Linked DNA regions of Mus musculus: region 2 is linked to region 1. Evidence: chromatin contacts called from ENCODE POLR2A ChIA-PET data. All regions are on one chromosome and are shown on one strand. Each heading gives the region's core, a stretch centred on a gene start or an enhancer-like site at or near the end of the contact. The rest is flanking DNA. Distances are from core to core; before and after follow the strand shown.

The links. ChIA-PET counts read pairs that join two places held with the same protein, here RNA polymerase II (POLR2A).
Region 2: POLR2A ChIA-PET joins it to region 1 with 33 read pairs in embryonic stem cell. The contact joins the promoter of 2700046G09Rik here to the enhancer-like site in region 1. POLR2A ChIA-PET finds 5 or more read pairs at or near these places in 3 of 5 experiments (Patski and embryonic stem cell).

Annotation. Positions count from the first base shown.
Region 1 is chr19:32,239,504-32,244,302 of GRCm38, reverse strand. The region is part of intron 4 of Sgms1 (sphingomyelin synthase 1); the gene reads left to right. Among named protein-coding and RNA genes, the nearest start is that of Asah2, 140 kb to the right of the region's middle. Within about 2 kb of position 1,933, at least 1 of the 3 ENCODE cell types and tissues checked has a DNase peak (open chromatin) inside an H3K27ac peak, as active enhancers do.
Region 2 is chr19:32,387,110-32,391,908 of GRCm38, reverse strand. It overlaps 2700046G09Rik (RIKEN cDNA 2700046G09 gene), which reads right to left and starts at 2,693. Exons shown (of 2, transcript NR_033198.1): 1 at 2,533-2,693; 2 at 725-2,204. Sgms1 (sphingomyelin synthase 1) reads left to right here and starts at 3,397. Exons shown (of 10, transcript NM_144792.5): 1 at 3,397-3,689.

The DNA of each region.
Region 1 (4,799 bases), core at 684-3,183:
AAAGTCTTAAAAGAGCTACTCCAGAAATAATTTTCAAATCCATTTTTCTCTGTTGATTTTATTTACTTATTTTGTAATTCATCTTGTGGTGCTGGGAACTGAGCCCCAGGAACTTAGCCGTGCCCAGCAAGTCCTCCGCCCTGCAGCTCCATCTCCCAGCCTGTCCGCTTCTTTTTGGCACCCCTGACAGGTGACTGGTGCACTAGTACCCAGAGTAAACACTAGCAGTTTTACTCTCCAAATAGTATTTCATTTTCAAGGTAAGCTGAGACTTTTGTCATATGAAGCAAGGTGAGGCTTGGTGGAAATTTGAATGTATTATTTCCGTCTTGTTGAGATAAATCCATGGGGCTTTGGATTTATAGGTCGTCTGTTGTTTTTATTAAGAGGTGGTATGGTTTATATTACGTAAATGTAGATCTCTGCATTAACCTGAAGCTTTAACCGAATACTTTTACAGTGGCAAGAGGGGTCTAGGGTTTAACATTTTTGTCTCAGTATAGTTAGTTGGGACAGCTGCTTTTTTGCACCTCTGGTTTTAGTTATTGCAGGTGGAACATGATTTCTTTTCTCTTTTTCTTTCTTTCCTTTTTCCTTTCTTTCTTTGTATTGCCTTTGCTGCCCTGGAACTTGTTATGCTCAGCAAGCTGGTCGTGAACTTATAGAAATCTGCCTGTCTCTTTCCCACAAGTACTGGGAGTAAAGGTTTGCTCCACCATGATGGGCCAAACGTGATCTCTTAAAAGATGTTACAACTATCCAAAGTGGAGCATCTTTGTCCTTTGAGCTGTCTCTTCTCAGTACGCGTGGGTGTGATTGGGCAGTTGAGCGCACGCATGCCTGGCATCTGTGATGCTCTAGATTCCGTCCCTGGCACCCAGAGGGGAGGGGGAGTTAAGCCTGTTGTCATGTTCAGTAGACTGGTTATTTCAGTGCAAGGTTCAGGAATGGCGTCTTGATAATTTGTGATTGAGGCTTAGAATGGCCTTGCGTTTCACCATCGGCTTTAGATGAACCTCAAAAAGATTTAGAGCCTTATGGATTATAAAATGGGAGGGAAAGAGGAAGAGAGAAGCTGAGTGTTTAGTTACTTTTCTGTAGCTCTGGCTGTGCAGACCGGGACTAAGGCAACTTATAAAAGAAAGCATTTGATTGGGGGCTTGCTTACAGTTTGTGGAAACATGTGTAGGTAGGCAGCCCTGCCTGCTGAAACAGTAGCTGAGAGCTTACTTTTTTCTTCTCCTTCTTCAAGTTGGAGACAGAGATGGGCCTGGCCTGGGCTTTTGAAACCTCAAAGTTCACCCCTGTGACATAGCTCCAGCAAGGCCACACCTCCTAATCCTTCCTAAAGCAGTTCTGCCAACTAGGGACCTGACATTGAGTTTGTGGGAGCCATTCTCATTTAAACTTACCACAAGGGTTAAGGATTTAGTTTTTAATGAAGGAAAATGAATTATATGTGCTTTATGCTAATAAAAATGAAGGAAGTACAAAATCAAAAAGCTGAGACACAAGATGTGAGGTGTGGGGGAGGGGCTACTGCAGCTCTTTTTCAAGTTGTTTACCCTCATAATGCTGCTACTGTTACTGAGCCAGCCTCCTGCACGTGTAAGGTTAGGGTTAGCTTTGGGATTTTATGATGCAGTTTCAAAGTTAGCCTTAAACTGTCTGTCCCTTTGGTCTGAGATCACCTTTGAGTTCATAGGAGTGTACCATATTGTCTGGCTTGGAAACTTAGTACCTGACATGACCCTGGCTGAGAAACCAGCACACATGTAAAAGAGCCAGTTGCTGGATGTGAAACCGTAGCTGTCAGAGGTAACGAGGGAGAGCATGGCCTGAGCCTGCCATGCCTATCTGGATGACCCTGAGTCAGAGACAGGTGCTCAGTGGGCGTGGAGCCAGTCCTTTCCACAGGCCAGACAGTTGTTTTTCCTGGAATGTCACTCCTTAGCTCTGACTCAGCCTCTTTGATGGTCCTTCCGGTTGCCTGAGGGGACAAAAAGGAAAGCAGCAGTGATAAGCTTGACTCTGGCCAGGTGCTCTTGACAGGGAACTTCTGACTGGACACCTCACAGGCAACTTCTCTTGGGACAGAGCAGATGGTGTTGAACCTTGGCCAGTGGGTGCCCTCCAAATAGGCTTCCATTGGCTTTTGTACTTAACATGCTCGTCCCTGAGGCTGCCTCGGACCTGGTGGTAGGTGTGTTACCTGGACTGTACTCCATTGTCTGGAAATGGTACGGTGTGCTGCCTCCTTCTTTTGAGATTGGATTTTAAGACATCTGTTTAATTCTTGTGGAACTATACTTTTAAAATATGTGCTACTCCTATTTCAAACGGTCTTACTTTGTATCATATTAGGATTAAATATTAATACTTTCACCTTTTACTATTTTCATCGCTCTGCTGAGATTATTGTCATGAGAACTTATTTGAAATATACTCTGTTTCTGATGCAGGCTCTGCTGTGGTGGCTGCTGTCATTCTGACCTTGTCCAGCGTAAAGCTAGGGAAGCAGATGCTAGAGAGGAAAGGACGCGGTATTTTCTGGAGGTCTTATGTAGTTCACAAAAGTATCTCAGCAGATGAAGCCTTTTTAATAGAGGTCACATGGGACTGCAGCTTTCGCAAGGCCCCAGGGTGACACCCCAGTACTGTAGAGGTGACCAAATGGGAACAAACCCCAAGCCATCCACCCGGACGCCATGTGTGGACTCAGTGGCTGTCGGATCTCGCCGGAGGAGTTGTCCTGAGGCACTCAGACTTGAATCTTAGGAGCATGACATCCGTACTTTGTTGTCTTTGTTTAAAATGAGGGGACTCGTGATTTTAAAAGTCTTTGTGCTTAGGCTTCAGGCATGTTAAGGAGTTAGTAGTGGCTATCCATCCTGACAAATACTTTAACCATTTTTTCCCCTTCTACCTCCGGTATTGGGAATTGAACCCAGGCCCCTCTTTTATGCCAGTCGAGTACCTGGTCACGAAGCCACATCTTCGGTCCCACTGATAAATATTTAAAATCTTTACTAAAATCCTGGACTTAGGTATGGCAGGCCATTGAAAGGAACCAACCTGAGGCTTGAAGCCGTGGTGAACCTTGCCTGAGATCATGTGGTTAGAGGATGAAGGAGTCCATACTTGATGTTAGCTCTCTGACTTCACAGACTGGTCAACTCTGCCTCACTGGCTACACACAGCAGTGACATTAAGGAGGCAGCCTTACAGAGAATGTCCTTACATTTCACACCCACACAAGGGCATTCTGAAGCTCTGGTGACAGCATTCTCCTTGGAGAAGTGGTGGCTTCTATTGGCCCTGCTGCTTCCTTTTTGGGGGCGGGGGGGGGGGGCGGGGGGGGGCGGCGGCGCGGCATTTCAGATTTAGGTTAGAAGGTATGTCTGCTTGTGAGCTGTGTCCTCAGTGTAGGCTTCTCTGGATGGTGGCTGCAATTGGGTCAGCTTGTTTTTGTACTTGTGTCACATAGCAGGTTGGGACTGGAATTTGACCTCAGCATCCCACAGAGGAGGATGGTTCTACCATTCTTATACAAATTTCAGAATTCTAGCTTGTATACCTGTCCTTGGTCACAGTGAAATGCTGCTCTTCCACTCCTTACCACCCTCTCCCTCCTCTCCCTACTCCTGTTTCCTGTTAACTAATACATAACTGTTTTGAAACAGGCTATGCTTGCCCAGTGCCATGATGAGAGGCGTGCCCCACCAGTTTCAGTGCTTCCCTCTTTATCTGATTCTACATAAAAATCTGCCATGCGTGTCCTAAAGAAAATGGCACACACTTTTTATTCCCTGCACTCAGGAGGCAGGGGCAGGTGGGTCTCTGATTTTGAGGCTGGCTTAGCCAGTTCCAGGACAGCCAGGGCTACATAAAAAGTCCTTTTCTCATACTACCAGGAAACAAAATAAAAAGAAAATTAAAAAGCAGTACTTAGAAGTTGCCACTGGCAATAGTTTGGTATGGAGGCTTCTGTTCTTATTCCTGTGAATATGTATGCTTTTAAAAATAAGATACAAAATTAAAATCATTGTTTTATATATATGTGATCGTCCATATTTATTTTACCCAGTACAATGCATGCATTTCTGCCATAGGCTTAAATGTCCTTCTGTAATGAGCTTGTGGCAACAGTCTTCTCTGTAGATAACAGCATGGATGCATCGGCCTGGTGTTGGGCAGATATGATCCTCATTCACCCGAGGCCACGCTGGTGTGTATCAAGTGAGAGCTGGCCATCCACTAATCTTCATGTCTCTTTAAAGTAGTTAACAGTGGTTATTAATGATGGTCAAGAAAACCCATTTTTAGTCTCATTCTGTTATACATTATAACAGTTTCCCTGGAAGACCCTATATAAACAGGCAAGAACAGAAGAGTATTTGTTTGTTAAGCTAGGGTATTTTAGAACCTCTGTTTTCTTTCTTTGAAATAGGCAGCCTATCTATGACAAGTACCTGAGACCTCTCAATTCTTATTTTCAAGTGGTTTAGCCCTCTTGTTCACCATACTAGTTAATGAAAACTTTTCACGTTCTCCTTTGTTGACTAAATATTTGACACAGACTAGCCCTGGTTATTTAGACCAGTGGGCTGTACTTGGCCAAGGAAGCCCTGGACCTAACGAGAGTTCCTGTTCTAGGCCTTGGCTTAGGCACAGAGACCAGTGATCACCATAGACCAGAAGACAGAAAAGGAAACGGCCGAAATCTGTGGTCTGGGACTTGGCTCAGTGGGAGAAAGATAGTAAGCTCTATAACTAAGTAAAATGCCTGTGTGCATATA
Region 2 (4,799 bases), core at 1,444-3,943, 150 kb before region 1:
CTCGAAAAACAAAACAAAACAAAATGTAGGGAAAGAGGTTTGTGCACAAGGAGAAATTGGGCTGTACCCCTTGTCTAACCAAGGTCAGTCAAACAACTCCAGTCTTTGTTGATCAGTGGAAACCAAACAATTAGTGAAGCCAGGAGTCTCAGGCAGAGGAACAGGAATGAACTCAGTGCAGATTCTTCACAGATCTGTTCCTTAGGGCAAACACTTGGAAGGAGCCTTGTCATGGGCAGCTGGGTCCCCACTCACAGCACTGGCTTCAACTCAGGTTGTAGGTTGGCCAGATGTATTTAAAAGTCTGAGGAGGCCGTGAAGCCTTGCCCCTGCTGCTCAGGCTGTGTGGCCCGGGATTCTTCCACAGAGCCACATTTCCCTGCCTACCCACTGAAGCCCCTTGACCTTAGAGCATAGTGTGGGCTTTGACTACGTTCTAGTAAGTGGTGGTTGCCACTTACAGGTCAATGGGATAGAAGTGCGTTTTTCTCTTAGATTATTAATCGTTAGAAATGACCAACTTTGAAGTAGTCACTTTGGCGAGTGAAGTTTATGTCTCTGTACTTGTTTGTTGGTATTATTTTTAGCATGGCAGACACTGACTTGGGGATGACTCATTTTTACTGTTTCAACATTATCCATACTAGTCCACGTACTTGAGAAACCTAAACATTTTTAATGAATGTTTCTTATGATTTGGTAAGAAGTAGTGTTAGAATTCTCTTGTTTCTTAAAGTCATTTATTACTTCATATATGATGCTATGCCTGCCTGCATATATAGTGTAACTCTTGCATGCCTGGTGTTCTCTGCAGCCAGAGAAGGCATCAGATTCCAAAGAAGTAGAGTTTCAGATGGTTGTCAATGGCAAAGTGGGGTGCTGGGAATTGAACTAGGGTTCTCTTCAAGACCAGCAAGTACTCGTAACTGCTGAGCTACCTCTCCAGCCTCCTGTTAAGGTTCTTCATGGTTTAGTGGACTAGAAAAGGAACATTTCATCTTGATTATTATTATTTTTTGTACAGTGACTGACTTAAAAGTATGCCAACTCTGAAGCATCTCTTATGACCACGCCATTCAAGTTACTTTCAAGGCGAGGATTTCTCTCTAGATTACCATCCCTATATTTACTTAAAGCTCTGTTATGTATATTTTATGTGTGCCTTTTCTAAGAACCACTTTCTGAAATTGGAGTGAAATTTGGAGTATAAAATACTTGTATACTCTGCCCTTTTCATGTATTAGGAATACTCCTAAAACTTTCATAGAAAAATGTTTTCTTTTTCCTAAAAAACATTTCAAAGATACAGGGAGGGGGGAGGGGAAGAAAAACTAAACTAACTCTAATGCCTGGGACACACTTGTAACAAGTGTGTGTGGGGTGGGGAGGGAGAATTTTAAAGTCTGGATTCCATGACCTGCCAGGCAGCAGCTCGCTTGCTTTGACCTTGGTTACAGCAAATGCAAAGTAACACTGCAAAGAGCCAGCGGCTGTCCAGTACTTACTTCAAGACAGCAAGCCTCCTTTTTTTCCCTCTTAGGTGCAAACTGATGAAAATAACCAGCGGGGCTACTATAATCTCAGCCACTCCCTTGCTCTTGGTTGACACTCAAATAGAGCAGGTTAGTGGGTTGTCATTTAAAAGCAGTATGCGTCAGGCCACCCTTTCTTATCTCCCTGAGAAGTGCGATAGCATAGTGTCCTAAGGTGAAGAGGCCGGAGGTGCAGGAGAGGACAAGACCTTTAAGAGCTCACACAGGAGCAGACACATTTTAAATCCGATTTTTCACTGTATTTGGGGACAGAGGACGCTAAATTTTCAGCACCATACACGAAAAAGGGTCTCTACTGCTTAGGGAAAGCGGCCATCAGATTCACCTTGGGAGCTTGTTAACCAGGTTTCAGGACCGACCCCACTAGTGGCGTTTCTGATTCTGTAGGTTTAGGTGTGGTCGTGAATGTGTCGTTCTAACGAATTCTCGGGTAATGAGGATGCGGGCCCAGAGATTCCAGGACCCCAGGTGACACCATCACCATCCAAGCTAACCAGCAGCAGGAGAAAAGCATGGAGGAGAGCGACGGCTGTCCAAACATCTTTCGCCACCTTCATCCTCCGTCGCCGGGAATGGGTCAGAACAGGGAAGCAGCAGGAGGAGCGATGCCAGCGCCTTAGGAACGGGAACTCCTCTTCCCAACTTCCGCCCCTGGGGAAAAGCAGAAGCCATCAGCTCCAAGAGAGCGGCTCTCCAATTCTTAGCCGTTAGGTTCTGGCTCTGGAGACAGCCGGTCCTCCCGGTGTCACCGGCGTCGCAGTACCCTCGCTGTACCCCCGCTGTAGACTGGCGGACTGCATGCAGGTGAGGGCGGGGGCCTGTGCCTGGTGGGGAGGCAAATGGACTAGAGTCTGCCCGGATCCCGGACCCTTCTTCGTCTACGGCCCCGGAGAGCTGAAGATGGCTGCCCCGGAGCTCCGCGGACAGTCACGTGTCTCGCAGGCACGGCCGTTCCCCCCTCCCCGCCCCCAGACCAGACCCTGCAGGGTAGCGCGTCCCGGGCGACCCATGCCACGGTGGTACGAGCGGTCGGCCCAGAAGGCCGGAGCTACTGGAGGCTGCTGTCTCTGCCGCGAGATCACCGTCCTGGTACCGGGTTCCACTGCCCGAGCTGGAGATCTGCCGGCGACCCGCACCCCGTGGGGCCATTGGGCATGCGCAGTGCTCCGGCCCTGGTGCGGCGCTCTCCAGGTTTTCGCCGCAGCTCCGAGAGGCGGCGGGAGGTGGGGCCCGGACGGACTAGGGGGGAGGGCCCGGTTCTTCCCGAGAACTCCTGGGCCTTCACGCTGCCTGGGGCTGCGCGATTTAGGAAGCCTGCAGACCCCTGATTTGGGGGGGGGGGGGGGGGGGAGATGGTGGTTTTAAGGATTAGAGCTTCGGAAAAATGTCCCGAAGAGTTTGAGGTTCATCCATTTTAAATGATCAATCATAAGGGAGTCACAAGTGTCGCAGCTCTTGGGCTTGGTGGGAAAGAAAATGCCAGTGTAGTTCGCCAACAGCTGTCCCCGTAGGTAGTTTCACCAAGGCTGAGTTTGTGTCCCCAACCTTCTAGCCGCCTTTTGCCGCACAACTCTCGGGCTGGCTCCTAATAGGGCTTCTGATCCCGGAGGATGAAACCCACCATCTTTCTCTTCTCGTGGTTGGGGGGTGGTGGGGGCGAAAGGGAACCGCATCTCCAGTTCCCGTTTCTAGAAACAAAAAGGACTCCCCCCCCCCCCCGTCCCCACCCCCAGCACACCCCACGGCCAGCTGTCCTGCGGGACTCAGCTGGGTCCCTGGTCGAGCGTCCGCGGTCCCCGCCCCCTGGCCGCCGGGAACACCCGGAGGAACGGACTGGCGTCGCGCGGGAAGCCGACCCGGCTCCGCCGCGGACTGGGCATGCTCGGCAGCCCGAGGTTCCAAGTCAGAAGCCTTCTCGCCAGCTCGGCGGCGGCCGGAGCAGCGGCGGCGGGCTGCCGGCTGGACGGGAGCAGGGAGAGCCGGTTCGGGCGGGCTGCTCGTCCCGGGAGCCTGGCACGCGGACGGGAGAGCGGGATCGGGTGCAGAGTCCGCACGCCGCCCTGCCCCGGTTTCGTTCCGCGGCGCGGGGCTCGGCGCGTGGAAAGAATTCCGGCGGCTGCCACGACTCGCGTGCAAGTGAGTCGCGGGGCGGGGGTGGAGGGCCGGCCTCCGGGTCGCGAGCGGCTGGATCTGACCCGAGTCTCTCGGGCCAGGCCTGACCTCGGTTGACGGCGGGCGGGCAGCCGGGGCGAGGGGGCGTGAGCGCATACCGCGCGGTGTCGCGCGTACCTGGCGTGCGGTCCCCCGCGGCCGCTCGTGGGGGTGGGCGCGGGGGAGCGCTCTGGCGGCCGCGATCCCGGCTCCGAGGGGGCGGGCCGCCGGCGGGGCTCCCCCGCCAACTTGGGCGGGGAGGAAGGAGGAGGCGTCCGTGGGCACCTTTCCGAGGTGCTGCGTGCGGGCTGGAAGGCTGCCTGGTGTCACATTGAGGCGAGCGGACGGTAGCGGGGCCTGAGAGCCCGGGACTGAGGACCTTTCCAGGTGGAAGCCAGCCAGAGGTCCCGTAGTGCTTAGGGGTGGACCCCCAAAATCACAGCCCCACCCCCACAACCCTGGGCGGCAGAGTGACAGTTGGTACCTCCTGGCCTGATCGCAGCGGGGCCAAGAGTCCGCGGCTTTGGGATTCCCTTCAGCACGGCCCCTCGATGACCCCCAACGGCATAACAGGTGGGACCCCCCTTCCCGGAGGAGCGAGCCCCTTCCTTCCCAGGCGGTGTAACAGCCCCTGGCTCGCGACTATTCTGAGACCCCGCGTGTCCTCACCGCGTGGGGGTGTTAAAGGGTAAGGCCTGCAGGGGCATCTGCGTAGCTCTGGACGCGGTTCGTCCAGAGAATGAGGGGTCTGAGTGATCATAGGCGACTTGTCAAGGGCACATCAGTGGTAGCAGCGCTGCCTCTGCCCGGATTTTAAACCCACACTCCAACTGTCTTCCTTTGGTGGCCCCGGTGTCCTGGTCCATCTAACGGATTCTGGATAATGCTTGATCCTTTTTGACTGCCGGGCTAACAGTCGGGGTGGAGGATGCTATTGACCTGGGGAGCTGAGAGAATCCGGGCAGGTGCTTCTCGGATGTTTCATTTCACCTTCAGACAGGACCGAGTTCAGCGCTACACACATAAAAAAGACAGAAGGCTGGTTTCTGACGGGAAGTTTATTTTCAGTGTTCTGAGGCCTGCCTTCTGTCATCG